2 separate regions of the Mus musculus genome follow, and region 1 is linked to region 2. The links are chromatin loops, found by intact Hi-C in ENCODE. Cell type or tissue: gastrocnemius. All regions are shown on one strand. Links, peaks and the distances in the headings refer to the core of each region. The heading gives the core; the rest is flanking DNA.

Region 1 (16,636 bases), core at 5,668-13,667, 210 kb before region 2:
GCTTAGTGACAGGGCAATTTCCTAGCATATGTCGTGTGTTCCATCCTCAGAATGGTCTTCAGTCATAGAAGACTGTATTTCAAGTGCATGTCAACCCACCATTAATACTGAATTTAGCAGTGCTGAGCTACAAGATTTAACTTTATAAAAGAATTTATTTTTATTGAAATGGAGTGGGGCAGGATGCAAGTGCATGCAGATGCCCACAGAAGCCAGAAGAGGGCGACAGATCCCCTGGAGTTGGTACAGGTGGTTAAGTTCCCCAAGGGACACAGGTGCTAGATACTGAAGTGCAGTCCTTGGGAAGAGCAGCAGGCACTCTTAACTGCTCAGCTATGTCCCGACCCCTTTCAGTTTATAAAAATTAATTTAGTTGTGTGTATCTGTGTGCATGGACAATGTGTAAAGAGTGTGGGTATGTATGGGCCAAAGTGCACACGTGGAGATCAGAGGACAATCTCTGAAGGTCCCCCCTTTCTGCCTTATTTAAATGAGACTGGCTCTGTGTTGTTTTTCCTCTGCATAAGCCAGGCCATCTGGCCCTTGATTTTCAGGGGATTCTCCCTGTCTGTACCTTCCATTTCCCAGGAGGACTGTTAGAATTATAAACGCTTGTGCTACACATTTGTTTTTTTATGGGTTCTGCAAATTCAAACCTAGGTCTTCATGTAATATGGCAACTGCTTTTATTCCGATCAGGTTTTTCCTCCAATTGAGATGAAATCTCCTATGGCCCAGGCTGATCTCAAACTTGAATGTGTAGTTCAGGATGACCTTGAACTACTCATGCTCAGGCCTCCACTTGCCATGCATGTACAACTATGGCCAGCTAACTTCTTTTTTTTAAAAGTAAATCTTCACTATTTATAGTGTTTTCAGTATAAAAAAGTCACCTCTGTTAGCAAATAAGTAGAAATACATAACATTTTTAATTGTGAGGATTTTACTGTAAGTTTTATAAGATTTGTAGAACAAAGATTTCTACTTATCCACTGCATGTAAGATGCAGTTCAATTTATTGGTGCCAAAATGGTCTTTTGCTTTAGGCTATCATTTGATACGTGCTCTTAACATATCTTATGACTGAACTAAGTTTCCTATATCAAGCTTTGGGGACCAAAGGATTAGAGCTAAATGCACAGAAATCTAGATGACCAGGTCAGATTTAAAGATTTTCACATATAAGATCATGATATAAAAATCAATTTATATGGTCAACAAAACATAATCACCACTTAAGATAAGAGACTGTATTAGCTGAGGTGGAGAAATTCTCTTTAACTTACTTTGGCTATAACACCACTACTATAGGAGAGAAGGACGAAGAAATCTACAAGTGCTTTTGAATTGACCTCTAAGTGTAGAATAACTAATTATTTGGGAAGCCAGCAAAATCTCCCAAGAACAAAACTGGACTCACAGTGTGGAAACCTGACTCCATGTGGGGAGATAAGCTAGCTTTCTACTTTACAGCCTGGTCATTCATTCACATTCTACTTCCTAGCTGACATCTTTTAGAGAAGGCAATAAATAATTGAGCCATTTTGTTATGGTATACCAAAACATAAAATATCACTTACAATTAGGTAACATGTCTAGTAAATACCCAATCCTCTGTGTATGTCTACAGCAACCCTCAGCTTATATAATATGTTCCATGTAACTATGACTTATCTGTAGATGATGTCACGTTGCAGTATCAAAAGATGGATATCCCTAGTCTATGTGATGAGCAGAGCCTAACAAAAGAAGGAGGATGTTCTTTTACATTATTTGGTGAATTTAAAAAAGAAAGTCAAAATATTCCTATGTTAAAAATGGCTCCATCTAAATATTATTAACCTTAGTTTTCTACCTTCTGGGTAGCTAGTTGCAAGCTAGAAGCAGTTAATTTTAAAAAGGAGAATGTGAGGTGGCAGGGAGATTGACAGAAGAATAAAGCGGCATTTGATAAACAAAATAAAACACACTTTAAAAAAACCGCTGAGCATGGTGGTGAACACCTATAACCTAAGCACTTGGAAAGCTGAGGCAAGAGGAGCGGCAGTTCTAGGCCAGCCTAGCCACGCATTGAATTTGAGGCCAGCCTGGACTACATTGAGACCTTATCTGAAAAACAAAAAGGAAAACATTAAAAATTATAAATACCTGATAAGAATAGGAAGTCAGTATAGGGGGTTATTTAGTAAAGGCTTGATATTAAAGAACTATGTAACAAATGATTATTAAAAGTTGAATTAAATGTTTTAATTTTTGAATATTTTATTAAAAATTATGTTTTTAACATTTATTGATTTGCTGGGGGGAGGGGGAGGAAGCACAAGCATGTCACGTACATGTAGCGTGGCACACATGTGTGGAGATCAGAGGACAGCTTCCGTCAGCTGGTTGTACCTTTTTGCTATGTGGGCCCCAGGATAGAATTCAGGTCATGAGAACTGGCAGGCAAGCACCTTTGCTCACTGAGCTATCTTGCTGGTCTTAGGTTATATTTACATTCTAGTTCACTACTGACTTGGAAATTTATTGTACAACTTAGATTTTAATTAAAAAAGAAATGAACTTTTTTGTTGACAAAGCCAAAAGCTTCTGAACAGTCAATTAAAATTAGGAGTTCTTTTCCGGGCAATACTGAATCAAGTTACAAGCTAGTGTTATTTGAGATTCCGATAGGTGGTTCGTGAAAACAGGGTTCTGACATCAAGTCTCAAATACTGCTTTGTTTTTTTCAAATACTGTTGTTTGTTTTATAAAGACAGGGTCTCACTAGGTACCACTGACTCCTAGATTATTTCTTGTCTTTTTTTTTCCACTGTGTACATCATCTTACAAGTTCTCAGAAATTATGCAGTAAAGATACTTACTAATATAATGTGCTCTTATTTGGGGGAAAGGGGTTGAGTGCTGGGCCATATATCCTTTAATAACAACTCCTGAACCTTTGAACATTTAAAAAATAGTGTCTCTAAAGTCTTCTTTGTAAAGTACTCTATAGTATTCAAAGTTTTTAAAATATCAATACCACACAACACACAAAATCCAAAGGGTTACATTACTAGATAGAAAATTCCATTTTCTATTCAATAACCAAAATAAACGTACTTTCAGTAATGGGGAGGTGTGCTATATTAATTTCCCTAAAAGTAAAATGAATAAGCACCGAGTACTCGTAAATTATAAGGAGCTGTGTATCCTTGTTTTGTTAGACTTGTATCTCTTGATGCTAGATATTGACTTTAACCATTCTGTACAGGTGATCCTGTATTTCATTGATCATAAGACACCATCATGTGTAAAGTGTGTTATCATTTTATATATCTCTAAGGAAAGAACTAGCACACTAATTCATGACATACCTGCTGATTAGAATAATTTCAAACATGAACACACTTCGAAAATATCCTTTTCCTTACATGTCCCTCATGATACCCTTTGTTGGTTTTTATCCTTTAAAGATAATATTTAGCAAGAACAATACAAAAAGAACAAGACTGAAGAAATTTCTACTTATCTTACCCTTACATTCAGATACTACAATGATTCTGTTTTAAAGAAGCAAAAAAAAAATTACCTGTTTTACTTAAATCTGGAAAAAAAATCCAAGACAGTTCTTTGAGTGAGTCACTTAGAGATATTATTTATTATAAATCATAGATTACACAATTACTTTACATGCATAATTATTTCACTTACTTCTTATCACAACTCTGGTCAGTATTTTATACTTATAAGTGTAAATAATAACTAGTGAATTCACTTACCCTAAATGATCAATACATGCTACATGAGCATAGTTTCTTCTGAACTTGTTTTATAATATGTGCATTTGACACATTTTACTTAGCCAGTAACGTATTGTTTACATTTTTCCTTTGTGTTTATGCTTTTTGGTATTAAACTGATAAATCAGGCTACCTAGCAGCTGATCTCTGTTCTAGATTCAAGAGACAAGTCACTGTATTAAATCTAAACAACACACTGGTGGGAGCAAGGATGTATTAATACTGGGTATTAAAATTTAATCACTTATTTTTCCCATGATTCCAAGGATGGGATGGATTTAAATACACACACACACACACACACACACACACACACACACATCTATTTTAAAGCTAAAAAATGTATTTTTCATTCAAACACACTAACAATTGAACACTATTACACTTAGGCATCATTAGAGACACAACTAAATGTTATTATCCTTTATTACAATCTGCACTACTGGGCCTAAAGCATCCAATCTGCAATGAGTGAATTAGGCCACTCTGATGTCACTCATCATTTATAGCCTGCCATTACACATATTCTCAAACATGAAGGGTAGAGCAAAGCTTGTTGTGACAATGGTATGAAGTTTTTACTACACGATAATTAAAGGAAAACTTTACAAACAATTCTGCAATTTAGTATTCTAGATAAATAATTTGCTACACTCCTGTTTATTTAACAACTTACCAAGTCAAGTCCTTGCTTCAGGACTACACATCTAAATTATGTCATTTTTCTTATGTAAAGTTAGGATATATTTTAGTGATCTCCAGAAATGTAATAAAGAAAAGACCAAGTGTATCTATACTTGCTTCTTTGAATAAACACCTCAATCCCTTTATCGTAAAAGGTTCAAAGTAAGATGGGAAGTTTCACATTTTGGATTCTCTACTAACACAGGATCTGGCTGCCAAAAGAAAGCAGGTTTCCAGATTTTCAAAAATGCTTTCTTATACCAGAATCACTGAAAACGATGAAATATTCAGTAATGTGTCACAGTTACTTGACAAATAACATGAATAGTAACTGTCTTTGCCTTATATCTTTGCTTGGGTAAAATTAAAATAACAACAACAACAACAACCCTGCAAAGCGGTAAAAATGAAACAGGAAGCAGAAAAGAACCTACTAAAACACGTGTTCCAAGTCAATCATCATAGATGAATAAAACATTTTCCCAGCTGATAAAACTTAAGAACCCTATATAATACATACTAGAAACACTGTAGAAACCCTATGCTATATCACACTAAGGATTACTGCATAATTTTTGAGGTTAAAAATGGCCCCATGTTCACCAAAGATGATCTACAATACAAAGTTCTTGTCTTCTGTTATCAAATATAGTAGTTTTCAGTGCCTGTTAGGTATTCGTTATTTAAAGGAAGTCAGGTGACTATTTCTATACCACACATTGTATAAAAACATTGTTTATATCATATACAATACATTGCACTGTGGCCATTTTTAAAGAGCAAAAATACCCTTCATTTTATTACTTTGTACATTGTTCCTATTTAGATTAGCATTTCCACTAATTAAGGAAAACCATATACTTTAAGTTAGGCTTGTCATCTAGTGATATTTGTCCCTGGAAGCAGTAGCAATGGAATTGTAGAAGAATAATTGATAGATTGGAATTGTAGAAGAATAATTTCTTGATATCTACCCCCTAAATAGTCAAATATCAAAAAAAAGGTACTTGCAACTTTAAGTAATCCATTAAGGATTTCTGAATTCATCTAATTATTTAGGAAGTGATTTTGATTTTTTAAATCTTCTAATAACCCTCACTTTGCTTATACAGTACTTCATTATCCTAAATTTGCCTTAAACATTTGGCCTAGTTCTAGCCTATCATGCTATGACCCATGTTTGAGTTCAACCACAAGGGTTTTTTTGTTTTGAACACCATGAGACTTGTGTGAGGTCTTAAAGCAGGAAGGGTGGTGTGAAGGAATAAGAAACTGTCTGTGTTTTTAGAGGCACTCAGGTCTTCTAAAACTGTTCATACTTCAATGAGGAATTAAAATGATAAGAACAGAGATAAGAGTCATAAGCACCTTATTCCCTACCTTCACGATTCATTTAGCAGACATTTACTGAGTTCATAATATGTATGTGCCAGGCATTGTGTTAACTGTTGAGGATTCAGAGAAATAAGAGTGTTTGTTTTCAAGAGCTCAGTCTAACTAGCAATGAGACCATAAATGCAATCCTATATAGACAAACCTAAAATCTTTTAGCATGGAGAGAAAATTTCTGATGCATTTGCTCAAGTAAATATTTCTTTGGAAACCCGGATGTTTTTCTGGTAAAATACAATTATTCCCTGATGTGAATCTACTGACAAGAAGATGGCATAATAATAGGTATCAATATTAGACCTCTTTATGAAAACTCTCAACTCTTCTCTCACTGCTTTCAGTATTGGAAAATCATATCAGAAGTAATTTACTCCAAATACCTTAACAATCAAAGGAAACAGTATCTAAAGGCAATTTGTTGAAGTCTACTTTTAATAAATCTAAGCAACCCTTGGCTCTGACATACCTTATTGCCAGAATAGTAAGAAAACTTTTAGAAATTAAAATTTGTGGAATCTTATCCATCAGGCTTTGGAAAACATGACACTGATACACACATGCATGTGTGCACACACATACTGTATATACATACACACACACACATATATAAATACATTAATATATTAAGGCTTTGCCAAATCAGATTGTGTATTTTTATATGCAAGTATTTGCATATAAAAATACACGATCTCTAACTATTAGCATGTCTATGCTTTGACTCTTTCCACGAATGGTCAGAAGAACCTATTCTAACATAAAGCAAAGCATACAATTTGTATCTACCTGGCTTCAAATTATGGCTCTGCCATTTACTATTTATAATCTTTGTGCTCTTAACCACTGAATTTAGTTTCCTACTCTGTAACAGTGGGGGATCACAATCCTCCCTGCTAGGTTACAGGGAGGATAAAAACGAAACAGCATGTTTAACATAGTACTTTTGGATATAGTAGATGCTAAATAAGTAGGCGAGTACTTTGTCTAAATGCATACTATACAGAAAAAAGGATAAAGTAGAATTTTAAATGATTTCTCCCTGCATACTGACACATGTCAAGGAAAAATGTGGATTAACAAACAATCAAAGGAACAAACTATTCAAAGGCAATTTGTTGTTAAAAACATTTTAATGTATCAGTGGATTATTTTTGAATCATAATTATTGTGTATATTTAAAAAGCAGACTCATAGCCAAGCATGAAGACACACGCCTTTAATCCCAGTTCTTGGGAGGCAGAGGCAGGTGGATCTCTGTGAGACCAAGGCCAGTCTGGTCTACATAGTGAGTTCCTGGGCTGTTTCAAAAAACTAAAGAAAAAAAAAACCTAAAATAAAAAGCAGATTATAAGAAAATACAATTTCTTCGACAGGTTCAGCAATTTTAACCACCTTTATAGCTGTATTTTAAATGCAAATTTTTTTCTTTAAGAAAAAATGAAGAGGCTCCCTTGCCATACTGTTTTTCCACACTACCCATTCAAATGACGGTTAAGCATTCTAAGTTTAACTTTATTATTAAAGATTTATAGTATCATATTGGCTCTAAATTCAAATAAAATTCTTGTATTCTGCCAGTCGTAAAAACACGATTTCCTTTTTTACACCAGCCTTTCCTTTAAAAAAAAAAGTAACATATACCTATGTCTTTGCTATTTTAGAACAGCATTATCCAGTAGTAAATTATTAAGCATGAACTTGTAAGCTTTATTACAACTCTTCCTGCATTTAAGAACAAGTAAATATTTTTATATGGTAGTGGAGGTGACAGGGGAGAAAAATTAGAAAAAACGATCTGAACGGATTCCTCCCTCCCCCTCTCCCCCCTCCCAGAGAATGTCAGCGTCCCGCATCTCACACCAAACTGAGCCCGAGTTTTACTGACGTAACCAGTAACCCTACCCACCTCTCACACTGCGGAGGCCGATGGGGGCAGTGGCTGCCGCCAAGTACACCACTCATCAGAGCCTGCCCCATTCCACCCCCGCGTTTCAGTCATGCTTTCCAGAAATGGGGTCACTCGCTCAGTAACTATTACACACACCCAGCCTATCATTCTGTAATCCCCTAAAGTCCGCTGCGAGGATAGAATTCAGCGAAAAGTCAAGAAAGAGGAATCACAGACGCGCCACCATCAGGAACTGATTTTCCACTCTGGAGAGGAGCGCTGATACCCTGGAATGGATCTTGTCTGCATTATTTTTTTAGATCGCCAGTTGATTCTGGGACAGTGGCGGCTGTGAAAAGCTCGGTGCTGGGATGTGTCCGCGGAAATTCTGTTTTGCCTTGTTTGGGTATACTGTTTGGGTTTCTGACACTGGGGTGGGTATCTCAGGGCCGATCATCAGATCCCGGGAGAGGAAAATCAGATAGCCCTTTTACAGCGTCCGCTGATCTCCTTGAATTTCACCCGCTCACCTCCATGGACAGGAAGCAAAAGTTATACTGGGGTCTTCCAACTCAGTGACCTCAAAACCTAGGAGTAGGGGACCTAAGGCGCTCCGTTTTTCTTTTGCAGCAGCGGCAGAGAGCGCTGCGGCAGACTGACCGGGGTGTGGGGGGATCCCTCAGTCCTGGACCCCTTACTCAAAACCCTCCCGGCTTGGCTCGCCCACCTTGCCCTGTGGGCGCCCGTCTCCCTGTAGCAAACCCCTCCGGCGGCCAGACTGAAGTCTTGGCTCCTGGTGAACCGAATCCAAAGTCTCTAAGATTCCGGAGAAGACCCTAGAGCCGGCAGGGCCAAACTTCCCAACTCCCCGCCGCCGGCTCCTGCTTTGCCTCCTGCTTCCCCCACGCAAAGTTGATTAAAACAGGCTCTTTGCAAAGCCTCAGCGCCCACTCCAAACCCCACGCGCCGCCACACCGGCACCCCCCAACCCCAAAAGCAGGGAGAGGCGAGGGTGCGGGAAGGAGACACAGACAGATCGGCAAAGCCCAACGACCCAAAGCAGAATCTCGCCCCGGGAACAAGATGTGAGCCGGCGGCGGAGGTGGTCTAAGGGGGGCAGCTCCGGGGAAGAGAGCTAGCGCCGGCGGGGGCGTGGGGAAGGGGCGCGCCTGCCCTGCCGCACGGCTGCACTCACCTCCGCGCTGTCGGAAGGGCTCTCCACAGCCATCTTCTGCCACGGGTCCGCCAGCTGCGCCAGCGGCATCTTTCCCCCCCTCCCCGGCCCGCCGCCGCCTTCACCGCCTCCTCCCTCCCCACCCGCCCCACAGCCGGCTCGGCTCCTTAGCCACTCGAGCTCCAAGGCAGAGCCGAGAAGCAGCAGCCGGGCAGCCGCGGCTCCCCCGAGAGCGAGCTCGACGCCGACGCCGACGCCGACCACCCGAACGCCCAGCGCCTAGCCACAGCCGCCCGCACTCCAAGCGAGAGCCTTGCGCCGCCGCCAGGCACCAGGGCTCGCCCCTTTCTTCCTCTCCTCCTTCCGCCGCCCGGACTACGGCTCCGCCCCCCGCCTCCCCTCCCCGCCGCTTCCCGCGCCCGATCCCAGCAGAACAGCGACGGCCGCGCGCTCCCCCACTTCCGCTCACAACATGGCGTCTAAGCGATACCTGTCTCTCTAGAGCGAGGCTGGGCGGCCTCCGCCACCACCGCGCGCACCCAGGGGCGGGGCCAGTGCCGGACACGCCCCCTGGCTGGCCGCTCGGCGCCGCCCCTTTTCCACCTCCTACCCCTTCCTCCTCCTCCTCCTCCTCCTCCTCCTCCTCCTCCTCCTCCTCCTCCTCCACCTCCTCTCTCTAGCCTCAGCTTCTGGGCCTCGCCTACTTTCAGGAAGGGCGAGCCCAAAAAATTTGGGGGCGTTGGCGGGAGATGGGGTGGGGAGAGAAATGGGCTCTGCGGGGCGGACGAGGTGCCTTTGACTGCCACGAGTCCTAACAGCTCGGAGACTAGTTGAGAATAGGAGAGCAGAGGGGTTCGCGCTCAGCTGGTGAAGCTGGGCAAGGCGCTGGGGGCGCAGTCCGGTGGTAGCAGCCCCAGGCGGAGGCAGGAGGTGTCTTTTCGGCCTTTCTCCTCCAGGGGTGCGCGTGGGCGCGCCTAGGCTATGGGCACATCCCCTCCTGGCCCAAGACTCTCCTCCTTCAGGGTCACAAGCTGGGTATTCATTCACCTGACCCCTTTTCTCCTGCTTGGACGGGGACTCAAGAGGCTTCTTTCCCGGGAGCTAGCCACACATACGTACGTTCGGCTCCCAATTTGATTCAAAGCTTTTCGAGTTGACTCTCGTGTTCAATGTTTAGTACTTTGGAAATTTTTCGTCCCACCCTACCTCCGCCCTAATAACCCTTCCCAAGTGCATAGAGCCCTCGAGTTTCGGCCCAGACTGTCACACTCCTCCCTTGCTACCTAAAGCTTAAAAGAAAACAGGTTCCTTAAGGTTGCCCTTCTTGGCAGAGATTAAGGAGTTAGTAAAAATATCTTCTAGGCAGGAGCGCGGGGTTCCTGCTTCTCCGTTGACTTTAAATAAAAGATTAGATTTTTTTTTTTAAATCAAGCTGGTCGTAGGCGGAGGAGAAAGGGAGGGGAGGTTGTGACTCCTCCTCCTGCCCGAGAAGAGGAAGCCCTAGGTTAAGGGAACCCAATCCTCAGTCGGCAACGGAGCCACAGAATTCTAAGAGTTCGAGAATTAATGGCTGGGCGCTCTGAGTGGATTCCGGGAAGGCTCAGTCCTGGGTTCTCGAGCCCGCTGCTTAGATGCGCTGAGTATGTCTGGGATGTGTAAAAGTCGCTGGGCTGAGTGGAAAGCTACTGCAGCCCCTGGCTAACCGCCCTGCATCGGAAAGAAACACACACACACACACACACACACACACACACACACACACACACACACACACACACACACACACACACATCTCAGGCCAGCTTGTCTACCCAGTCCACATATCTCAGGCCAGCTTGTCTCCCCAGTCCCCAAGGCCTGGAGGGAGGCATCTCTAGCCTCCCACGCTTGGCTACCACAGCGCGTCCCCCCGCTGCGCTCTCCCTGCATGCCTTTTAACAGTTTCCTTTAATCATCCCAGGATCCAGACACCTGGAGTGTCCCCGCCTCACTCCCTTCAGCAGGTGTGAGAATGACCTTACAACCCCACACCTAGCTGGCCCGGGCTGTGGGAGCTGTGCGAGGTTTCTTGCTTGGTCCGACAGAGACAGGTGCTGGGCTCCTTTTGCTGCCATCTGCAGTTTGCCCCTCCAGGCCTAGGAGCCTCATCTGATGAAAGCTCCAACTGTTTTTTTGGGGGGGGGGGCAGCCGGAAATTCTTGCTGAGAGCCCCCTCCCTCAGCCTTGAACTCAGGGACAGATCGCGTTAAACAACAACTAGGCAGGCTCAGAATAAACTGGAGGAGAGAGGCACGACGAGGAGATTGTCACCATTTTTGATTCGGGTGCTGCAAGTACAACCAGGGCCCTAACACAGGTTAGTTGGCCGCGCTGTCTTGATGTAAAAAACAAAACAAAACAAAACAAAACAACAACAACAACAACAAAACATAAACGTGCTCAAAGAAGTTTGACGTTATGGAATTATGTATTGTTTTGCATTTATACACAGAAAACCTAAATTATGTGTCCAAACACACTCTGGCACTAATTACCCCATAGAAACCATATAAAATAAGCCTTTTGAGCCAGGGAGAGGGTTTGTTTAGTGGGTAAAGACACTTGCTGTTTGATAACTTGAGTTTTGATCCCTTGGACAAGAATGGTGGAAAGACAGAGAGAGAGCTGACTCCTAGAAGTTGTCCTGTGATCTCCTAGGCTGGCACACATAGGCACACACATATTCAACAAATAAATTAATGTAATTAAAAAAAATTAAAAGCAAAGCATGCTGTGTGCTGTTTTCAGAACCAACTTTTGATGGTTTCTGTTTACCCTGAAAACAAACCAGAGTAATTTAATTCAATTTTATTTTTTGTAGTTCTCCGGATTGACCTTGGGGCCTCCCTCACTCACAGTATTCGAGCATTCTCAGTTATATTCCCAAGACTTTTTTGTTGTTGTTGTTGTTCTGAGTCAAGCTCTCACGAAGTCTCCCAGTTAAGATTAAGTCTTGTAGTTTTTCTGCCTCGAACTAGCAAGTAGCTGGGAGTTACAGGCCAGTAGCATCAGACCCTGCCTGGAATAACTTTGAAAACAAGGTTAACTGCAATTGTGGGGACTGACTGGTAAGTATGGGTTCAAACACCCCTACCACAGATGTCTTCTTGAACTGGGAACTGATTTAGAAAAATACAATTCATTCTCTCTCTCTCTCTCTCTCTCTCTCTCTCTCTCTCTCTCTCTGCCTCTGAAAATAAAGAAAAGAAAATGATGGGGAAGTGTTTCCTCCGTTTATTTAATCAGATCCAAAAGTAGTGCACTAATCCTCTTTGCTTGGATAATTTAGGGAAAAAAAATCAACTAAGAGTACAATATTTATCCCTGCCTCATCCCCTGTACACTTTTATTATTATTTTTTTTTCATCAATCAGGAGGGGCACAGCATCACACAGTCTGTGTCTGATGGCACTCATTAGCAGGAAGGTTGCTTTGAAATTTGGAATTTGGCACGAATCATGCCGCTCTTTTCACAGGCCCAGGTTTCCTTTCTCCAGATTGCGCTTGCTCTGCTCAGTTGGCCTCCAGGACGCGATATGTTGTTTTTTTGCGCTATACACATAAGCACATCTCTTGCCTGATTCAGTCTCATCCCAGGCATAAACACTTTCTATTTCAAGAAGAACCAAGTGCTCTGGTTCTGGAGATCCCGTTTACAGCCAGAAAAAAAAAAAAAAACAAAACGGTTGCATTGCAACTTTGGAGACATATTTGCCTTTTACAAGTCCTGTTCTCAGTGGGTACAGAGAGAGGGACCCTTAACAGCACAGGATGCAGAGGCAGGCAGATTTCTGAGTTCGAGGCCAGCCTGGTCTACAAAGTGAGTTCCAGGACAGCCAGGGCTACTCGAAAAAACAAAAAACAAAAAACAAAAACAAAACAAAACAACAACAAAAAAAAAGGATTTTGAAACAGTAGCCAATGCTGCCCTCAACAAGATTACTTCTGGTTTTTTCTAATAAAGAACTTTTTCATCTTGCTATTCAAAGAAGAGTTGCCCCCTCTCTCTAAGAAGGGTTTGGGAAGACCACAAACCACTAGCCTTATGTAGCTACTGAGCCATGCTGGTCCAAATTCGAATGTGTCACAACATCCAGGTGGTTGTGGCACATGCCTTTAATCCTAACACTTGGGAGGAAGACGCAGGAGGACCTCTGTATTCGAGGTCAGCTTGGTTTACTGAACAAATTCCAAGACAGCCAAGGGCTACACAGGGAAACCCTGTGTCAAATAACCAAAGAAGAAGAAGAAAAGAAAGAGGAAGAAGAGGAGGAGGGAGAGGAGGAGGAGGAGGAGGAGGAGGAGGAGGAGGAGGAAAGCGAACAAAGAAAACAAGATGAGCTGGTTCGATGTATCTTAAGAAAAGAATATAAAATATCTCATCAATAATTTTGTACGGACTGTACATTGAGATGATATTATGACTCTCTTGTGTTAAATGCAATTTCATTATATTAAGTTCACTTTTGATTTGTTTGTGACATAATCTCATCACCTACCCCAGGCTGGCCTCAAGAATCTGACCCTCTTGCCTTTGTCTCTTGAGTACTGGAGTTGCAGGTATGCAACCGCCCTCATGCCTGCCTTCTGACTTTACCTATAAAACGTATAAACGAATTTTTACCCATTTCTGGTTCAACTTCACACTACAGTTCTAAAAGGCAGTACTGATCCAGAATTCTCTTCTAACATTGATCCTCTTCTGAATGCCTACAGGTCCTATAACTTTGAAGCCATAGCTTCCGATTCTGTGCCTGCCCTCTCTCTTCTCCCCTCTGTGTAAAATCAGCAGGAAGGATTGATTCCTTTATGCCCCACTCTCCCTACCTTATGTCTCCAGATCCGGAACGCTGGAACATTATTACTTGAAACAAAACAGCTGAGGAATCAGCAAACCTGAGCAGAAAATCTAAACTGTTTCCAAAAAATTGTTCTCTCTCTCTCTCTCTCTCTCTCTCTCTCTCTCTCTCTCTCTCTGAAATGATTCTTTAAAAACAAAACAAAACAAAACCCAAAAAAACCCTGTCTTGAAAAACCAGAAAAAGAAAAAGGAAAAAAAAAAGATTCTTAATGTATGACAGGACACCTCACTTTAACCTCCTCTGCCCCCAACAATTTCCTGCTATAACTATAATCTTTGTGTACAAGTTTAAATGGGCACTCATTTAACAAAACAACATCTGTCAAAGGAAGGAATTAGCTCAGTCTGGAAACGTCACAACATGGCTAGCTGGGGCTCAAGGTGCAACCGCCACTCAGTCTCTGTTCTGTTCATCTCAGTTCTGCTGCTAGCATAGAAAACTCACAAAGCATAATCGTCAAGTCCAGGAAAAGGTTTTCCCTTTTATGTTAGTCAAAGTATATCTGTTTTCACAAAAAGGTAAGGTGAACAAGTACTAGTCATTTTCATTTTTACAGAAGGATGATTCATGCTCGTATTGTGCATCACACAAGACAATAGTTTAACAAAAAGCATGGTAGTGGATCTTTCATGTATATGATTTTTCTTTGAAACTTCTGAAGTAAAAATGTTATCAAGGTCAGGTGTGGTGGTATACACACCCAGTTTCAGCACTCCAGAAGCAGAGGCCTCTGGGTATTTTATTTTATTTTTGAAAATTCAAATATTTGGAAATGTAAGAATTTTCTCTTAGATTCCTCTCCATATAGGAAGTTCAATAACATGATGAAAAGTATTAATAAATTCTGTAAGGAACAAGGGTAAAGCAATTCTACAATACAAATACATGGAATGCTTCCTTTTAAAAAAATATTTATTGGGGCTGGCGAGAGGGCTCAGTGGTTAAGAGCACTGACTGTTCTTCCGGAGGTCCTGAGTTCAATTCCCAGCAACCACATGGTGGCTCACAACCATCTGTAATGGGTTCTGATGCCCTCAGATGTGTGTGTCTGAAGACAGCGGCAGTGTACTTATAAACAATTAAATCTTTAAATTATTTATTTATTTGTATTTACATGTGTGACTGCAAGCATACATGTGTAGATGTCAGAGGACAACCTCAGGTGTCTGTGGTCCTTGCCTTCCGCCTTGTGTGAGGTAAGGTCTCTTCTTTGTTCTTCACCACATGTGTGTGCCGGGCAAGGTGGCCTTCGAGTTACCAGGGACTCTTCTGTATCTACCTATGGAATAGTGGCAGCTTTTATATCGGTTCCTAGAATTCACACTTTGGTTCTCAGGCTTGTGCAGTGAGTGCTTTATCTGCTGAGCCATCTCTAGCCCAGGGAACAGTTTATTTAGCATTATTTCCATGAAGGTAGGATGGGGTCATGATAAGAGTAGAAGCAGGCTCATACCTAAATTTCAGATTAGTTCATCTCTCTTAGCTTCAATTTTGTTTAAAACATTAGCATATGACGGTTGCTCAACAGGTATTTGCAAAATAAGTTTTGATTTCCTCATCTGAAAGGAGAATACTAGTGCTCTTCTCATAGGATGGTCTGGAAGATTCAATGGGAATCATGTCTATTAAGCATGTCATTAACATTATCAGTAGAAAGCCTTCAGTAAATGGGGCTTTTGTTACCCATTTAGGGAAGGTAGTATTCCTGAATACCTAAGGTAACTCTTGAAAGCTACCTCTTTTCATTTGTTGAGTGAGCATTTTATTACTATCTATTTCTTTAGGGCACTCATGCTACTGGAAAAAAAACAAAGGTACTCTGAGTAACTTCCTGTGGGATTCAAATAAAAGAGCATGTAGGGTAACCGGCTCTCCTGTGTTTCAAGCTACATGTGTTGAAATGCAAATGATTACAGGTCAGTTGCCTCACAGGCTATGATCAAAATCTGTTTATAGAATGCTCAAAAGAAACTAACAAATGCCTGATTCAAAGTTAACAGTACCTGACTCATACTTATGGAGGGAACAAGGGGGGGGGCAGCGGGGAGGGGAAAGGGGGGAGGGAAACACGGAGTCTGCGTCAGGCATGCTTTAATGTTTTCCTCTTTTATTGGTTTCCAAAATGTTTAATCCTTGGAGGTGTCATTCTGTTTTGGAGTTGTTTGAAGAGAAAGAATTATGAGGCTTTGAGACTTGACAGGGAACGGAGAAGCCGTTCCTGGAGCATTAATAAGCTACTGTTCCCCTTCAGTTTTTGACTAGAGCAGAAAAGCTCCTTGAAATGTTCTTGTCTATAAACACTAATTCATAAGAGGGAGATAATACACTCAAATTTCATTTTCAAACCAATATTTAAAACGGCTGCTTTAACATTAAGCAAAAATCACAGTATAAAGTGTTCCTTCAGAGGCCAGCATTTCTGTTTTGAAACTATCAATTTACTGTGCTTGGTTAGAACAGTGGTTCTCATTTTTTTTTCCAGTTCACAAACCATTTTGAAGCAAAAACCCCAAGGACCACTGGTTTCTATTCATCACTGTTAAAAAAAAAAAAGAAATTAAAAAAAAAAGCAAAGCAAAGAAAAAGAAACACCTAAACATTGTGAAACTATGGTTTTAAAATGTGACTGCTATTGTGGTTATTTTAAAGTTTGTGTTCTTTTGAATGTAAATTTGAGTTTGCATTTAGGAAGATAACTTTAAGAAAAACTCTAGGCTTTTCTTTTCTTTTTATTTTAAAAAGAGATTTGGATTTTAACTCATCCCATAACCAGTGCTCAATCAGAAGTGATACCATGGAATTAAATGGAATTCTACTC
Region 2 (16,636 bases), core at 4,065-12,064:
AAAGCAGCCCAATTAGGGTAATAGGATCCACAGACAGGCAACAGTGCTTGAGATAGCCCCTACTTCAGTTGTTTGGGACCCACATGAAGGTCAAGCTGCACATCTGCTACATTTGTGCAGGGAGGCCTAGGTCCAGCCCGTGTGTGTTATTTGGTTGGTGGCTCAGGTTCTGAGAGACCCAAGAGTCAAGATTAGTTGACTCTGTTGGTCTTCCTGTGGAGTTCCTATCCCCCTCGGGGCCCACAATCCTTTTTCCTACTTTTCCATAAGAGTCCCCAAGCTCCATCCACTCTTTGGCTGTGGATGTCTGTGTCCATTTGAGTCAGCTGCTGTTTGGAGACCAGCAGTTGCAGATTTCCATTCATTCTCATGGTCATCTGGCCCTCCTGTCCCTCTCCATACCTGATCCTGAACCTCCATTCCCCTTCCTTTCCTCTCTCCCACCTGGTACCCTTCCCCCATCTGCCTCTTATGACTATTTTATTCCCCCTTCTAAATGAGATTGAAGAATCCTTGCTTGTGCCTTCCTTCTTGTTTAGCTTCTTCAGGTCTGTGGAGTATAACATGGGAATCCTGTATTTTATGGCTAATATCCACTTAAAAGTGAATACATATCATGTTTGTCCTTTGGGTACTAGATTACCTCATTCAGGATGATATTTTCAAATTCCATCCATCTGTATGCAAAAATTCATGCTATTTTTGTTTTTTGATAGATGAATAGTATTCTATTGTGTAGATATACCACATTTTCTTTATCTGTTCTTCAGTTGAGGGACAACATAGATTTTCCTCAGATTCTGGCTATTAGGAATAAAGCTTCAATGAACATAGTTGAGCAAGTGTCCTTGTGAGATGTTGGAGCATCTTTTGGATATATGCCCAGGAATGGTATAGCTGGGTCTTGAGGTAGAACTATTGAAATAGAACTATTCCAAGATTTCTGAAGAAAAACAAAATTACCAAAGTGAGTTTCAAAGTGGTTGTACAAGTTTGTACTCCCACCAGCAATGGAGTAGTGTTACCTTTGCTCTATATCCTCAACAGCATGGGTTATCACTTGAGTTTTTGATCTTAGCCATTCTGACCTATTTAAGATGGGATCTCAGAGTTGTTTTGATTTGCATTTTCCTGATGACTAAGAATTTTGGACATTTCTTTAAGAGCTTCTGGGTCATTCAAGATTCTTCTGTTGAGAATTCTGTTTAGCTCTGTAGCCTATTTTTAAATTGGGTTATTTGGATCATTGGTATCTAACTTCTTGAGTTCTTTATATATTTTGGATATTAGTCCTCTGTCAGATGTAGGGTTGGTGAAGATCTTTTCCCAATCTGTAGGCTGCCATATTGTCCTATTGACATTGTCCTTTGCCTTACAGAAGTTCTTCGATTTTATGAGATCCCATTTGTCTATAGTTAATGCTAGAGCCTGGGCCATTGGTGTTCTGTTCAATAAATTGTCTCCTGTACCAATGCATTCAAGGCTATTTTCCACTTTCTCTTCTATTAGATTCAATGTATCTGGTTTTATGTTGAAGTCCTTGATCCACTTGAACTTGAGTTTTGTGCACGGTGATAAATATGGATCTATTAGTATTCTTCTACATGTACATATCCAATTAGACCAGCACCATTTGTTGAAGATTCTTTCTTTTTTTCCATTGTATGGTTTTGGCTTTTTAAATAAAAAATCAAGTGTCTATGTGTATCTGTGTTTATTTCAGGGTCTTTTATTCAATTCCATTGATCCACTGTCTGTTCCTATACCAATACCATGCAGTTTTTATGATGGCACTTAGTGCTATGAATTTTCCTCTTAGCATTGCTTTCATTGTGTCCCATAAGTTGGGTATGTTGTGCCTTCATTTTCATTGAATTCTAGAAAGTCTTTAATTTATTTTTTACCTGACCCAGAGATTATTGAGCAGAGAGTTGCTCAGTTTCCATGAGTATGTAGACGTTCTGGTGTTTCTGTTGTTGCTGAAGTTCAGCTTTAATCCAGGGTAGTTTGATATGATACACTGAGTTGTTTCAATCTTCTTGTATCTGTTGAGGCTTGCTTTGTGAGAGAGTATGTGGTCAATTTTGGAGAAGTATCCATGAGATGCTGAGAAGTAGGTATATTCTTTTGTGTTTGGGTGAGATATTCTATAGATGTCTGTTAGCACAATTTCATTCATAATGCCTGTTAATTTCATTATTTCTCTGTTTAGTTTTTGTCTGGATTGTCTCAATTGTGAGAGTGGGGTGTTGAAGCAATGTGTGGGGTTCAATGTGCAATTTCAGCTTTAACAAGGTTTCTTTTATAAACGTGGATACCCTTGTGTTTGGCACATATATGTTCAGAATTAAGATATCATCCTGGTAAATTTTTCCTTGGATGAGTATGAAGTGTCCTTCCCTGTCTCTTTTGATTAGTTATGGTTGAAAGTCTATTCTACTAGACATTAGCATGGCTACTCCAGCTTGCTTCTTGACTGTTTGCTTGGAAAACTTTTTTTTTTATATCCCTTTACTCTGAGGCAATGTCTATCTTTATGGCTGTTATGTGTTTCTTGTATGCAGCAGAATGATCGATCCTGTTTTCACATCCATTCTGTTAGCCTGTGTCTTTTTATTTGGGGAATTGAGTCCATTGACACTGAGAGATATTAATGATCAATGATTGTTAATTCCTGTTATTTTGATTTTAGTGTGTATGTGTTTTCCTTTATTGCTGATAAGAAATTACTTATTTCCTGTGTTTTCTTCATGTAGTTTTCTTCCTTGGGATGGAGTTTTCCTTCTAGTGTTTTCTTTATTATTATTATTAATATTATTAATAGGTATTTATTTCATTTACATTTCCAGTGCTATCCCAAAAGTCCCCCCCACACCCACTCTCCCCCCCACTCCCACCTCTTGGCCCTGGCGTTCCCCTGTACTGAGGCATATAAGGTCTACGGGACCATTGGGCCTCTCTTTCCACTGATGGCCGACCAGGCCATCTTCGGATACATATGCAGCTAAAGACACGAGCTCTGGGGGGAACAGCAATGGCTTGTGCTGTAAGATCGAGAATTGACAAAATGGGACCTCATAAAATTGCAAAGCTTCTGTAAGGCAAAAGACACCATCAATAAGACAAAAAGGCCACCAACAGATTGGGAAAGGATCTTTACCTATCCTAAATCAGATAGGGGACTAATATCCAATATATATAAAGAACTCAAGAAGGTGGACTCCACAAAATCAAATAACCCCATTAAAAAATGGGGCTCAGAGCTGAACAAAGAATTCTCACCCGAGGAATACCGAAAGGCTGAGAAACACCTGAAAAAATGTTCAACATCCTTAATCATCAGAGAAATGCAATTCAAAACAACCCTGAGATTCCACCTCACACCAGTCAGAATGGCTAAGATCAAAATTTCAGGTGACAGCAGATGCTGGTGAGGATGTGGAGAAAGAGGAACATTCCTCCATTGTTGGTGGGATTGCAAGCTTGTACAACCACTCTGGAAATCAGTCTGGTGGTTCCTCAAAAAATTGGATATAGTACTACCGGAGGATCCCACAATACCTCTCCTGGGCATATATCCAGAAGATGTTCCAACCGATAAGAAGGACACATGCTCCACTATGTTCATAGCAGCCTTATTTATAATAGCCAGAAGCTGGAAAGAACCCAGATTGCCCCTCAACAGAGGAATGGATACAGAAAATGTGGTACATTTACACAATGGAGTACTACTCAGCTATTAAAAAGAATGAATTTATGAAATTCCTAGGCAAATGGATGGACCTGGAGGGCATCATCCTGAGTGAGGTAACTCAATCACAAAAGAACTCACATGATATGTACTCACTGATAAGTGGATATTATCCCAGAAACTTAGAATACCCAAGATATAAGATACAATTTGTGAAACACATGAAGCTCGGGAAGAACGAAGACCAAGGTATGGATACTTTGCCCCTTCTTGGAATTGGGAGCAAGGCACCCATGGAAGGAGCTACAGAGACAGAGTTTGGAGCTGAGAAGAAAGGATGGACCATCTAGAGACTGCCATATCCAGGGATCCACCCCATAATCAGCTTCCAAACGCTGACACCATTGCATACACTAGCAAGATTTTGCTGAAAGGACCCTGATATAGCTGTCTCTTGTGAGACTATGCCGGGGCCTAGCAAACACAGAAGTAGATGCTCACAGTCAGCTATTGGATGGATCACAGGGCTCTGATGGAGGAGCTGGAGGAAGTACCCAGGGAGCTGGGGGGATCTGCAACCCTATAGGTGGAACAACAATGTGAACTAACCTTCTAGTGTTTTCTTACAGGGCTGGGCTTGTAGATAGATAATGTTTAAGTTTGGATTTGTCTTGAAATATCTTGTTTTCTCCATCTATGGTGATAGAGATTTTTGCTGGGTATAGTAGTCTAGGTTAGCATGTGTGGTTTTTTAGAGATTGCAAAGTATCAGACTAGCCCCTTCTAGCTTTTACAGTCTGTGTTAAGAAGTCAGGTGCAATTCTGATAGGTCTGCCTTTGTGTGTTACCTGGTAGAATTTTTTTGTTTTGTTTTGTTCTCCCTGTCTCTTTTATTATTCTCTCCTTGTTCTGTAGATTTTGTGTTTTGATTATTGTGTAACTGGGGGATTTATATATATATTTATTTTTAAGCATAGGTCTTGGGTATTGAACTCAAGGCCTCATGGTTTTGTAGCAAGCACTTTATGGACTGAGCAGTCTCCCCAATTCAGTGCCTTATTTTCTTATCTGTGAAACTGTAAATGTTGGGCACCAAAATTGTAAACATAAAACTTTGGATGGGAACCACAATCCTTCAGATAAGGTATACTATAAGAAAAACATGCTCATCCATTATGAGCTTATTATTTTTCCACACTAAAAAAAGAGGGAAATTATTTATATTCATTCATCCATTACCAGTTTCTGATTACCTGCCATGAGTGAGGCACTTGTACTGATGACTGGAATGGTGACATCAACAAGGAACTGGTTTCCACTTTGTAGGTGTACCCACCAGTAGAGATAGTGATCAGAATGGAGTAGTTTAGCCCACGCTGGGCTAAAGCTGGTTTATGCAGGTTCACAAGAAAGTACATCAACGGTCCAGAATTCTGAAAAAAACAGTTGCTAACCATATCTACTATTAAAACTAAAGGTAAATAGGTGACTCTCATCAACTCATCGATTTCATATCTGTGGATTTGCCTACTGAATGAAATTTATTTGTAACTATATAAATCAGTACTGTGGCAATTTGTGAGCATGTGTGTGTATGAGGCCAGGAGAAATTTGAGTTGCCCTAGGTGTATGTTTTCAGCTGAGGTTGAACAAGGCCTTTTCATTTCAGCTCCTATACTTTAAACAAACATTCTTTTGTTTTATATTTAGTGCCAGGTTTTTCACATTTTTGTGGGTGATTTTTCTGTTTAAAATAACCTCAAACATAGTGCTGATGTACTTTTTAGGGTTCCATGGCACAAAAAAAGCTATTGGTGTGTTTTAGAGAAAAACATACATTAGATAAGCTCCGTCCATGCCTAAGTTATAGTACTGTGGCTGTGCATTCAGTATTACTGAATAGCAGTACATATCATAGAAAGTGTCTTTAAATAGAATACAAGTAGAACAGTTAAATAGATGATCATAAATATCAGATCTTATGATCAGAAGCACATAGAGATCTAATTTTTATTTCTTCTAGAAGCATTGTAATTCAGTGTTTCCAGCACTTCCTCGAAGGCAACAACTGTGAATAAGAACTGACTGTATACATGTACAATAAAATTATAAATTATATAAAACAAAAGCCAATTAATCCCCCAAACTTCCCAACTTCTTTTATTTTACTGCATGCTATTATCTCTGAACTGCTATATATGTCTATTGTATTCATATAGTTGGGATATTATCTAATGAAGGTGTTCTGTGTGCAAGTCTTCCCTCCCGTGTTTAACGATGCCAAGTCAGCAGCTTGACATCAGCCAAGGGAGAAATATTTACTCCATGGAAATAAGTAAATGCTAAAAACCAAGAGTCTTTATTTCCAGTCTCCATTTAGCCTTCAAACATTTACCAGTATATAGCTGTCTTCAAATTTTTCCAGAGGTCTACTGATGGGGCTAACCAACTTCCATGTACTACCTAAGAGCCTGCCTACTAATACCTCTGGTTCATTAACCAATAGTGACTCAAGGTGGGATATATGCACTTAGGCTTCCCGTGGGACCAACTGAACTGAGAGGTCCAGATGCCGGAGAATATGCTCATTTGGTTTACCCTCCTTCCCCATCTTGCTTCCTTCTTTCCCTTTCCACCTTCGCCTGGAAGCACTTTCTTCTTAAATCTCCTTCACACAAATGTTAAGTCTTAGTATTTGCTCTTGGAGTAGCCCATCTGAAAGGTTCTCCAGCAAATCTGGGAAGGAAACCATAAGGCCAGCAGCTGGCAAATAGGCATCTCATGTTGACCCTAAAGAGAAAAGAAATCCAGTTTTAGTTGCATGTGCTGCCTAAATAAATAAATAAATAAATAAATAGAAAAAGAACATTGTTCATCCCCCCTCCCACTGCTTTCAGTTTCTCCTTAAAAAGCTGTTGCTGCATTGGCAAGACAGCTCAGTGGGTAAAGCACTTGTTGAACAAGCCTGATGGCTCACATTCATTGCCAGGACCCATGTAAAGACAGAAGGAGATAACCAGCTCCACAGAGTTGTCATCTGACTGCCCCATATGTATGTGGCACATGCCGTGGCCCCTCGCAGCAGATACACAGAGCTACATACACATATACAAATAATAAAACATAACTTTCAATAAGCACCGTTTTCCAATTTTACATTTGATTTAAAATGTTTTAATACCTGTAAAGTTAGGCAAACATTACAATTTCTTTTGGTTTTGTACTTGTAACTTTGTAGTTGCTTAATGCTTTCATATCTTGATAAAATCTAAACGATTACTGGAACATCTTTTACTCACCCTGGCTTCTTGCTGGGTTTGCCTCTGCTGAGCTCAGCTAGCAGTCTTGACCTCTGACATGCAATAATAAATCAAGCTTTCATCAAGTTTTTCTTAGGCTATGGAGAAACAAAAACCTGTAAGCAATGCTGCAATAACTTCCTTTGAAAGTCTAATTTGTTTTACCGTGATGAAAAGTATAGTAAGTAATCAAGAAGCCTATTGTGCTGTTGTATACAAGTGGAATGTGATGCTCAGAATAGTTTCCTCATTTTTAAATAATTATTGCTCTAGAGTTAGCAAGTGCCAGTTCAGAGTCATGGTCTGGGTAATTGAGCAGTAATTAAATGTTTGCTTGGGAAAACAAATTTAAATTGATAAATTGCTTTATTGCATTTTGAAAGGCTGAAAGGGGCGGTCAATCAGGTGGACTGTGTGTTTGTCTTCTTCACAAAATGCCATGAATCATTCACATGGGCAAAGACTGAATTTAAGAAGCAATGAGAATTGGGGCATAGGGTCATTCTTGCCCCAGCAGCCATTACAGAGTTGAGACCTGTCTCAATGATTCTAGGCAAGGTTTAAGGATAAGGGAGAAGTTCCTGTATAGTGAATCTGATGTTTAAAACCGAGTCCACTGGCTGGGGAGTTATTTACTCTCTTCAATATTGCCCTGGGCCAAGCAGCTCTGCAGAAGAAAGAATTTCTGGTAACTTCTGTTAAAGTATGTAAAATTCCGAGGAAAGCATGAATCATGATTCACAAAGTATAGCACACATGAGAGAAATATTGCTAAGAACATTAGATACCACAAAAACAAATGCTTCACTGGGACTTCTGACTGTATTCATGACTTTATGTTTGCTCTGGATTTTTTTTTTTCATTTTTAATTGGTTATCTTATTTATTTACATTTCAAGTGTTACCCCCGCTTCCCAGTTTCTCCTCCACAAGCTTCCGATTCCCTCCTCTCCCCCTTGCCTCTATGAGGGTGCTTCCCCACCTGCCCACCCACTCCTGCCTCAGTGTCCTAGCGTTCCCCTATCCTGGGTCATCAAGTCTCCACAGGACCAAGAGGCTCCTCTCCCAGTGATACCAGATAAGGCCATCCTCTGCTACATATCCAGCTGAAGCCATGAGTACCCCCTGTTGTTGTTGCTTGGTGGTTTAGTCCTTGGGAGCTCTGGGGGTTCTGCTTGGTTGATATTGTTGTTTCTCCTATGAGGTTGCAAACCCATTCAGCTCCTACAGTCCTTGCCCTAACTTCTCTATTGGGGTCCCCACGCTGAGTCCAATGTTTGGCTGTGTACATCTTCATCTGTGTTGGTCCGGCTCTGGCAGAGCCTCTCAGGGGACAGCTATAAAAATATAAAAAAATGGGCATCTGTCAGTAAGCACTTCTTGGCATCAGCAATAGTGTTTGGGTTTGGTGGCAGCAGATGGGATGGATCCATAGATGGAACAGTCTCTGGATGGCCTTTCCTTCAGTTTCTGCTCCACTCTTTGTCCCCGAATTTCCTTTTTACAGGAGGAATTCTGGATTAATATTTTTGAGGTAGGTGGGACACCCCATCTCTCAACCAGGAGCCATGCCTAACCTCTGGATATGGTCTCTACAGGTTCTATCTCCCCTTTGTTGGGTATTTCAGCTTATGTCCTCCTTGTTGGGTCCTGGGAACCTCTTGAATTCCTGGCATCTGGGAGTTTCTAGTGGCTAACCCAGGTTCCCCCTCCCCAAGGACTACACATCTAGTTTCAAATCCCTGACCCTCAGTACTTCTCCCCCATCTCCTCCCATATCTGAACTGCCCCCATTTTCTCTCCCCCTCCTCTCTTCTCTTTCTTCCCCCTACTGAGTAGGACTGTAGCATCCACACTTTGGTGGGATCTTCTTTCTTCATGGGCTTCATATGGTCTGTGAGTTGAATCATGGGTATTTTGAGTTTCTTTTTGGCTAATATCCACTTATTAGTGAGTACATACGACGTGTGTTCTTTTGTGACCGAGTTACCTCACTCAGGATGATATTTTCCAGTTCCATCCATTTGCCTAAGAATTTCATAAAGTCATTGTTTTTAATAGCTGAGTAGTACTCCTTTGTGTAAATGTACCACATTTTCTGTATCCATTCCTCTGTTGAGGGACATCTGGGTTCTTTCCAGCTTCTGGCTGTTATAAATAAGGCTGCTATGAACATAGTGGAGCATGTGTTCATGTTATATGTTGGAGCATCTTTTGGGTGTAGTCCCAGGAGTAGTATAGCTGGGTCCTCAGCAAATACTATGTCCAATTTTCTGAGAAACCACCAAACTGATTTCCAGAGTGGTTGTGCCAGCTTGCAATCCCACCAGCAATGGAGAAGTGTTCCTCTTTCTCCACATCCTCACCAGCATCTGCAGTCACCTGAGTTTTTGATTTTAGCCATTCTGACTGGTGTGAGGTGGAATCTCAGGGTTGTTTTGATTTGCATTTCCCTGATGACTAAGAATGTTGAATATTTCTTTAAGTGGTTCTCAGCCACTTAAGTTTCCTCAGTTGAGGATTATCTAACTCTGTACCCCATTTTAAATAGGGTTATTTGGTTCTCTGGAGTCTAACTTCTTGAATTCTTTGTATATTTTGGATATTAGCCCTCTATCAGATGTAGGATTGGCAAAGATATTTTCCCAATCTGCTGGTTGCCATCTTGTCCTATTGACAGTGTCCTTTGCCTTATAGAAGGTTTGCAATTTTATGAGGTCCCATTTGCCAATTTTTGATCTTAGAGCATAAACCATTGGTGTTCTGTTCAGGAAAATTTCCCCTGTGCCCATGTGTTTGAGACTTTCCCCCACTTTCTCTTCTATTAGATTTAGTGTATCTGGTTTTATGTGGAGGTCCTTGATCCACTTGGATTTGAACTTTGTATAAGGAGATAAGAATGGGTCAATTTGCATTGTTGTACATGCTGACTGCCAGTTGAATCAGCACTATTTGTTGAAAATGCTGTCTTTTTTCCACTGGATATATGAAATATCTTGATGTGACTCTAACCAAGCAAGTGAAAGATCTGTCTGACAAGAACTTCAAGTCTTTGAAGAAAGAAATTGAAGAAGACCTCAGAAGATGGAAAGATCTCCCATGCTCATGGATTGTCAGGATTAACACAGTAAAAATGGCCATCTTACCTAGAACAATCTACAGATTCAATGCAATCCCTATCAAAATTTCAACTCAATTCCTAACTGAGAGAGCAATTCTCAAATTTATCTGGAATAACAAAAAATCCAAGATATCAAAACCACTCTTAACAATAAAAGAACTTCTAGGGGAATCACCATTCCTGAGCTCAAACTGTACTACAGAGCAATAGTGGTAAAAACTGCATGGTATTGGTACAGAGACAGACAGCTAGATCAATGGAATAGAATAGAAAACTCAGAAATAAACCCACACACCTAGGGTCACTTGATCTTTGATACAGGAGCCAAAACCATTCAGTGGAAAAAAGACAGCATTTGTTCTGGATTTTTAAAAGATGCCCAATGGCTTAACTAGACTGAAGTACATAAAATTTAAATGTAAAGCTTAATTTAAAAAATGACATATATCCACACAATTATTGTATATATAAAAATACAAGATTATTTCATTTTCCCCAGAAGGTTCCTTTATGCATTTCCCCCAAATAACTATCTTCTTCCAGAGATAATTCAATATTCTAAGTTTTAAAAATTCCTCAGTTTAAAAATTTTTAAATAATTGGTTTATGTGCAAGATGTGTATGTATGGGTGCATGTGCATGCATATAGGGGTTAGAGGATAACTTTGTAAAACCAGTGCTCTTCTTCCATCTTTATGTGGGTTCTGGGGATCAAACTTAGGCTGCCAGAGTTGTATAACCAGGGAAGTGCTTTTACACACTGAGCAATCTCCTTGGCCCGTACTAGTCAAAACTTTATGACACATTACTCTCCCTTGCACTTGCCTTATTGTGAATGAACATACTCCTTTCTTTTGAGTGGTGGTTTCCTCTTACCTTCATACTTACTGTAACATGGATAAATATCAAATATATTTATTTTATTGATAATTCTTAGGTACTGTCCTCTTGTATGGCTGCACCATGGTTTGTTTCTAGTTGATGAATTTTCTGCTAGCTTCTGCTTACTGTGAATAAATCTACTATAAGTATTGTTGACTTGGAATACAAGTTGATCTCTAATCATGGAAAATTACGGGAGTAGAACCCAGGTTCTTTTGGTGAGAGGAGATGAGGTAGACAGATGAGTGGATGGAAGCACTTAAGAATCTTTGCAAAGGAATGCTTGCCACCTGGAGAAATTCGGTTAATTGGAGAGTTTATCTGGAGACAGGGCTGTCTGAGTTCATCCCTGAATCACTTATGGCCATAATGAAACTATGTTGGAGAGAAGGTAACTGAGAGTTCACTGTAGTCAAAGTGTCACAGAGCTACCAGAACTGACATGGCTGGTTCCCAGGAGACCACATTGGAGCTTCCTGCCAAGAGCCCTCTGATAATGGAACTGGATTGCAGACTGACCTAACCACAGACAGAAAGAAGGGCTGGTAGACTTGTGGAGGGATTATGGCGCCCCCTGGGGGATACTGACGTATTCCTCCAGATATCCTTGTCTGAGGTCCAGTTTAAGTTGTACAGAGTAACTTCTCAGGCATCATTATTTCAGTAACTCTCTTAAAAGATTTCAAAGTAATAAAAAACGGCTATGATGTTATTAGGGACAACTCAGATTAAGAAAAGAGTAAGAGGTATTTATGTGATGTTTAAGCTCTCACAAGAGGGGAGGGAGAATCAGTTTGGGGTTTATTATTGTTTCTTATAGAGAGGCGTCATGGATTTTGATAATTTATAATATCTGCTTTGTTAATGCAGGTGGTAGGATAAGATAACAAGGTCATCTGCAAAGTTCTTTGGGCAAAATGCCTGTATAACATAGCAGTGGGCCTTTTGTGGCTTGCTTGCTCAGGGTGTAAAATGAGCGATTCTCAACCCACATCAGCACCAATCTCCTAGTGAGCATTTGGGAATGTGTGGGAGCATTTTTGATTGTCACAATGACTGGGGGGTGCACTGCTTCCAATTGCTAAGGTGGAGGAGGGAGGGAAAATGTCCAACATGGAGGAGAATTTTCTCGTCTATAATGCCAGTAGGACCCCCTGTAGAGAAATGTCCCCCCCCCCACATCCACCAGAAGATCTAGAGCTATTTATAGGCAATTAATATTCAGGAGGTTTAGTTATATAAACAAAGTAAGTCAAGCAAGTAGGAGTCAGCAGACTTAAGAGGCTTATTGTGACAGGAATGGAATTAAATCCATTTTTGTACATTGAACTTTGGCGATTTTACCCAAAGCAGACATGAAGGGCTAGCCTTAAGTGGGATATGGAGGCAGGGAAAATTTTTTTCCAGGATCTTCAGCATGGCTTTCTTCCTTCTCTTCAAAATGTCTACTAGTTCCCTGGTCCTGCTCTTTTCTCGTCCTTCTAAGGATAAGGATGCAGCTGATAAATTCATTAAGTCATGGGAATTTTCTATTACACCTCCCAGCAGGATTATTAGGAAGGGAAGAATCTCAGATGTGTGTGTGGGGGGGGAGGGGATTTTTGGCTGTGAGATCATTCTAGAATTTCTTATTATTCCCAGCCAAGTTATTAAACTATTTTCTTAGGAGGGTGGTTTTAGGTGTTAACATTTGCTGGAACTATGACAAAGGGAGGGAAGGTAAAAATCTTTGTAAAGTTATGGACCTATAAACAAAGTGGACAAGAACCTTGAAGAAATGAGTTTAAAATGCACCGCATGTGTGACAACATATGCAATTTCATTTTCGTTAAGTCAAATCTTTCTCATATTTTTCATAATGTATAATTGGGAGTCTTACCTAAAATATCCACTCAGTGTGTCCCAATGTGAATGATTAGGCATGAAGAATTTCAGTGGAGGTTATGGACAAAGGTGTCGGGTTGCCACATTTACCCATGGACCATGATGTTTCAACTTGGATGCCTTTATTCCCTGAGAACTTTTTCTACAGTACTCTGTTTCCATTAAGCATTTCCTGGGTGGGAAGCCTTATTTCTCTTTTGTGAATAAGGCTGATGATAGATTTTCTTCAGGCTTCCAAAAGACATTGACTTACTTTCTGTATATTTAACATATGAAAGAAGTAACATTAGAGTAAGAACAACCACTTTCTGAGTCAACTAGTGGCCATAATATTTAATTACAGATGATCCTGGGATTGTTGGACTCAAGTCTGTAGAATCAAAATGTTTTCTGGATCAGTATTTCTTCTTTGATAATGGATTTCTACATTTATTGACCAATTGTTGCTAGTGTACTCTGCATCAAGTACAAAAGTGACTGGGACACCTTCGTGGAGCATCTTGACCAAGGAGGAATTTGTAATCTTAGTGATATGTTATAGTCATCTTACGAATCTTCCTGTTTAGACTGGTACAGTCCCAGTATTCTGGAGCTCAAGGGAGGCAGGCTCATGAGTTTGAAGTCATCTTGGGTGAGGTAGTGAGCTCTGGCAATTGCTCTGGCAATGAGTGCAATGAGAACTTGTCTCAAAAGAAATAATTGAAAAAAAGAAATCCTCGTTCTAGTAACACTCTCAGAGCATGTAAGCATGCAAGAAAAGAAACAAACCGAGACTCTCTGGAGGTAGAAAACAAACTTCAATAATTTGAAAGCTCCCCAGATGACTCTAAAGTACAGCTAAGAAGGAGAAACCTCAGGAAAGGGGACATACACTAAGCCAGAAAGAATTTTGAATGAAAAAATTTCAAGTGCGCTGTGAGATTAAAACCCAAGTGCAGCAGGAGAAGACCAGGTGAGAAGAGAAGACTTTAATACCCAAGAGAAGCTCTCTTTGTGAGTGTCATCAAGATAATGAGAAAGGCTTTGGAAAATGGCAAGGACTCAAGGAAGAATGAGAGAGCATCCAAATTACTTTTCATAGCTCATAGTGATTCTTAAAAAAAATAGTTATCAGTACAAGTGTTTGTCTACATTTGTGCAACGTGTCCATGCCTCGTGACCTCAGAGGCCAGAAGAAAGGGTCTGAGCCTCTGTAACCAGAGTTGTAGATAAATGTGGGCCACAGTGAGGGTCCTGGGAACAAAACCCAGGTCCTCTTATAAGAGCAGCAAGTGTTCTTAATCTCTGAGCCCCAGGCCACCACCGGATATTGATTCTTATTGATGATTTAAGGAGTTGAAACAGGAATTGGTAATTGAGGTGCTGTAGTTTGATTTCTTTGTTACAACCTTTAGCCCACACATGGTAACTGTAGTGCTAGGTAGAGGTTAGTGTTCATTGGTATGCTAAACTAGAAGGGGGAAAACAAAACATATTGTTTCTCTCTGTGAAAAAGCCCAGGAATATGCTATGTGATGTAGTCATATGGCTAACCCTAAACCTGAAAATAAGAATTGAAAAGCCCCATTAACCATAATCCTTCCAATGGTGCTTTATAAGAAACATTATTTCTGGCTAATGAAAGAGGAAACTAGGCCAATAGAGGTTAAATATTGTGTGAATGTCTCTTGTTTGCTTGTTGGCACCAGTGGGATTCAAAGACTTGATTTGTTATCTTTTCCCATTTCTGAAGTATAAATACTCTGATCGATTCTAGTATCAAGTTACTAATATAAAATAATTGGTTGGAAAGTTAGAGATCAAGGAATATAATGGCTCTAGGGAGCCTGTATGAGCTGCCTCCAGCATGTATTCTAAGCACAGTGAACTACTTAGATAAGTTTGGGTGTCTGAGGGGCAGAGTTTTGTACTTATTTCCAGGAATAACCCAGGAAAGGGATGAGAGAACCTCAGGTTTCATCATGTCCTCTAGACTAGAATTGAGGTCATGTCTAGGTAGGAAGGGTAAGAGACCACCTCTCAAGTTTCTCATTAATTCCTAGTAGCATCGGGAAAGATTCGGATTTTCTTGTACCCACAGAAGCATTTTGGCAGCGTTTGAGCATATGATGCGATAATTGAAGGTCAGAAGTAGGATAGACACAGAGAATAGCACATGGAACCCAGCCATAGATGCAAGCATTGGAGCAGGGCAGTAAGCACAAACGCTAGGAACAGTGGAGAACTGGATGCCTTCTCTTGATGCCAATGTGGAACTAACCTCTATGATCTTTAGAGAAAGAACAGAAAGACCCAAGGAAATAGAAAAGGTGGCAGATGTTAATTATTGTCATAATTAGAGGTCATTATAGGTAATGCTGCCAGAATCTCCCCCTCTCTTATTTCTTGGTAGAAGCCCAAAAGCAAAACAAAGCCTGGCTGTGAGGCTCATAATGTCATAGGTATGGAAATGATGCAGAATAGTTTTGCCTTTTTTCTTCAGGGAGAAGTAACTGGCAATATTTTGTGATTCTCATAAATACCATTATGCCCCAAGTCCTTTGAGACAAGTTTTTTAATGGCTGATGTAACTAGGGCAAGGTGGACCAATTTATAAGATGCATCTGCAAGGATGGAGAGAGAGAATTCAGTCAGTAAAGTGCTGGACTTGCAAGCTTGATGACCTGAGTTAGGTCCACATAACTACACAAAAGAGTTGGCCATGGTAGCACATATTTATAATCTGGGGAGATAGAGAGAGGTGAAACCCTGGATTGGCTGGCTAGCAAGCCTAGCTTAATTAGTGTGTGCCTGGTCAGTAAGAGACCCCATTTCAAACAAAAGATTGCTCATGCCCAAGGAACGACAAATGAGACTGTCCTCTACCCTCCATATGCACACCCCACATGAACATGTGCATACACAATGCACTCACAAACATACTGCTTAAGATAGAAGTGTTACTTCTTCATTGCTGCTGGGAGTGCAAACTTGTACAACCACTTTGGAAATCAGTTTGCTGGTTTCTCAGAAAACTGGGAATTGTTCTACCTTAGACCCAGCTATACCATTCTTGGGCATAAATCCAAAAGATGCTCCACTATCCCACAAAGACAAGTATAATAAATAATATAATTATCATAACTAATATAATATAATTGCTCAACTATGTTCATAGCAGCTTTGTTCACAGCCAGAACTTGGAAACAACTTAGATGTCCCTAACCTGAAGAATGGATAAAGAAAATGTGGTACAGCTACACAATGGAATACTATTCATCTATTAAAAAACAAAGATATCATGAATTTTTGCAGGCAAATGGATGGAACTTGAAAATATCATCCCAAGTGAGGTAACTCAGTCCCCAAAGGACATGCATGACATATATTCACTTATAAGTGGATACTAGTAATAAAATACAGGTATCATGTTAGTACGCTCACAGACCCAAAGAAGCTAAACAAGAAGATAGGCCCAAGGGAGGAAACTTAAATCTCACTTAGAAGGGGGAATAACATAGTCATAAGAGGCAGATGGAGGGAGAGAAATGAGAGGAAGGAGGATGGAAGGAAAATGGGGGATTCAGGATCAGGTGTGGGGAAGGACAGGAAAGAAAGCTAGATGGTCGTGAAAATGAATAGAAATTTGCAACTGATGGAGGTGAGGAGGTGGGGGCATCTCTAGGAGAGACAGAGACTTGGGGTAAGGGTGGTACCCAAGAATCAATGGGGGTGAACTTAGTTGTGACTCACTACATTGGGGATATGGAATCTGAAGAG

The links. A loop is a pair of places that touch in the nucleus more often than their neighbours do. Peaks named below come from ENCODE experiments on the same cell type or tissue, not always from the same donor. Only the 100,000 strongest peaks of a DNase experiment are listed, where the experiment ranks them.
Region 1: a loop joins it to region 2, with 4 times the contacts of the local background. A loop is called at or near these places in 28 of 42 quality-filtered maps.

Annotation. Positions count from the first base shown.
Region 1 is chrX:159,248,491-159,265,126 of GRCm38, reverse strand. Rps6ka3 (ribosomal protein S6 kinase polypeptide 3) reads right to left here and starts at 9,345. Exons shown (of 22, transcript NM_148945.2): 1 at 8,939-9,345. The coding sequence starts at 9,007. In gastrocnemius, for the core only: a CTCF peak has its summit at 9,852; DNase peaks (open chromatin) are centred at 9,377, 9,797, 10,610, 10,785 and 2 more places; H3K4me3 peaks cover 4,020 bases; H3K27ac peaks cover 4,127 bases.
Region 2 is chrX:159,038,513-159,055,148 of GRCm38, reverse strand. No RefSeq gene overlaps it. Among named protein-coding and RNA genes, the nearest start is that of Rps6ka3, 210 kb to the left of the region's middle. In gastrocnemius, for the core only: a CTCF peak has its summit at 11,570 (motif pointing left); a DNase peak (open chromatin) is centred at 11,551.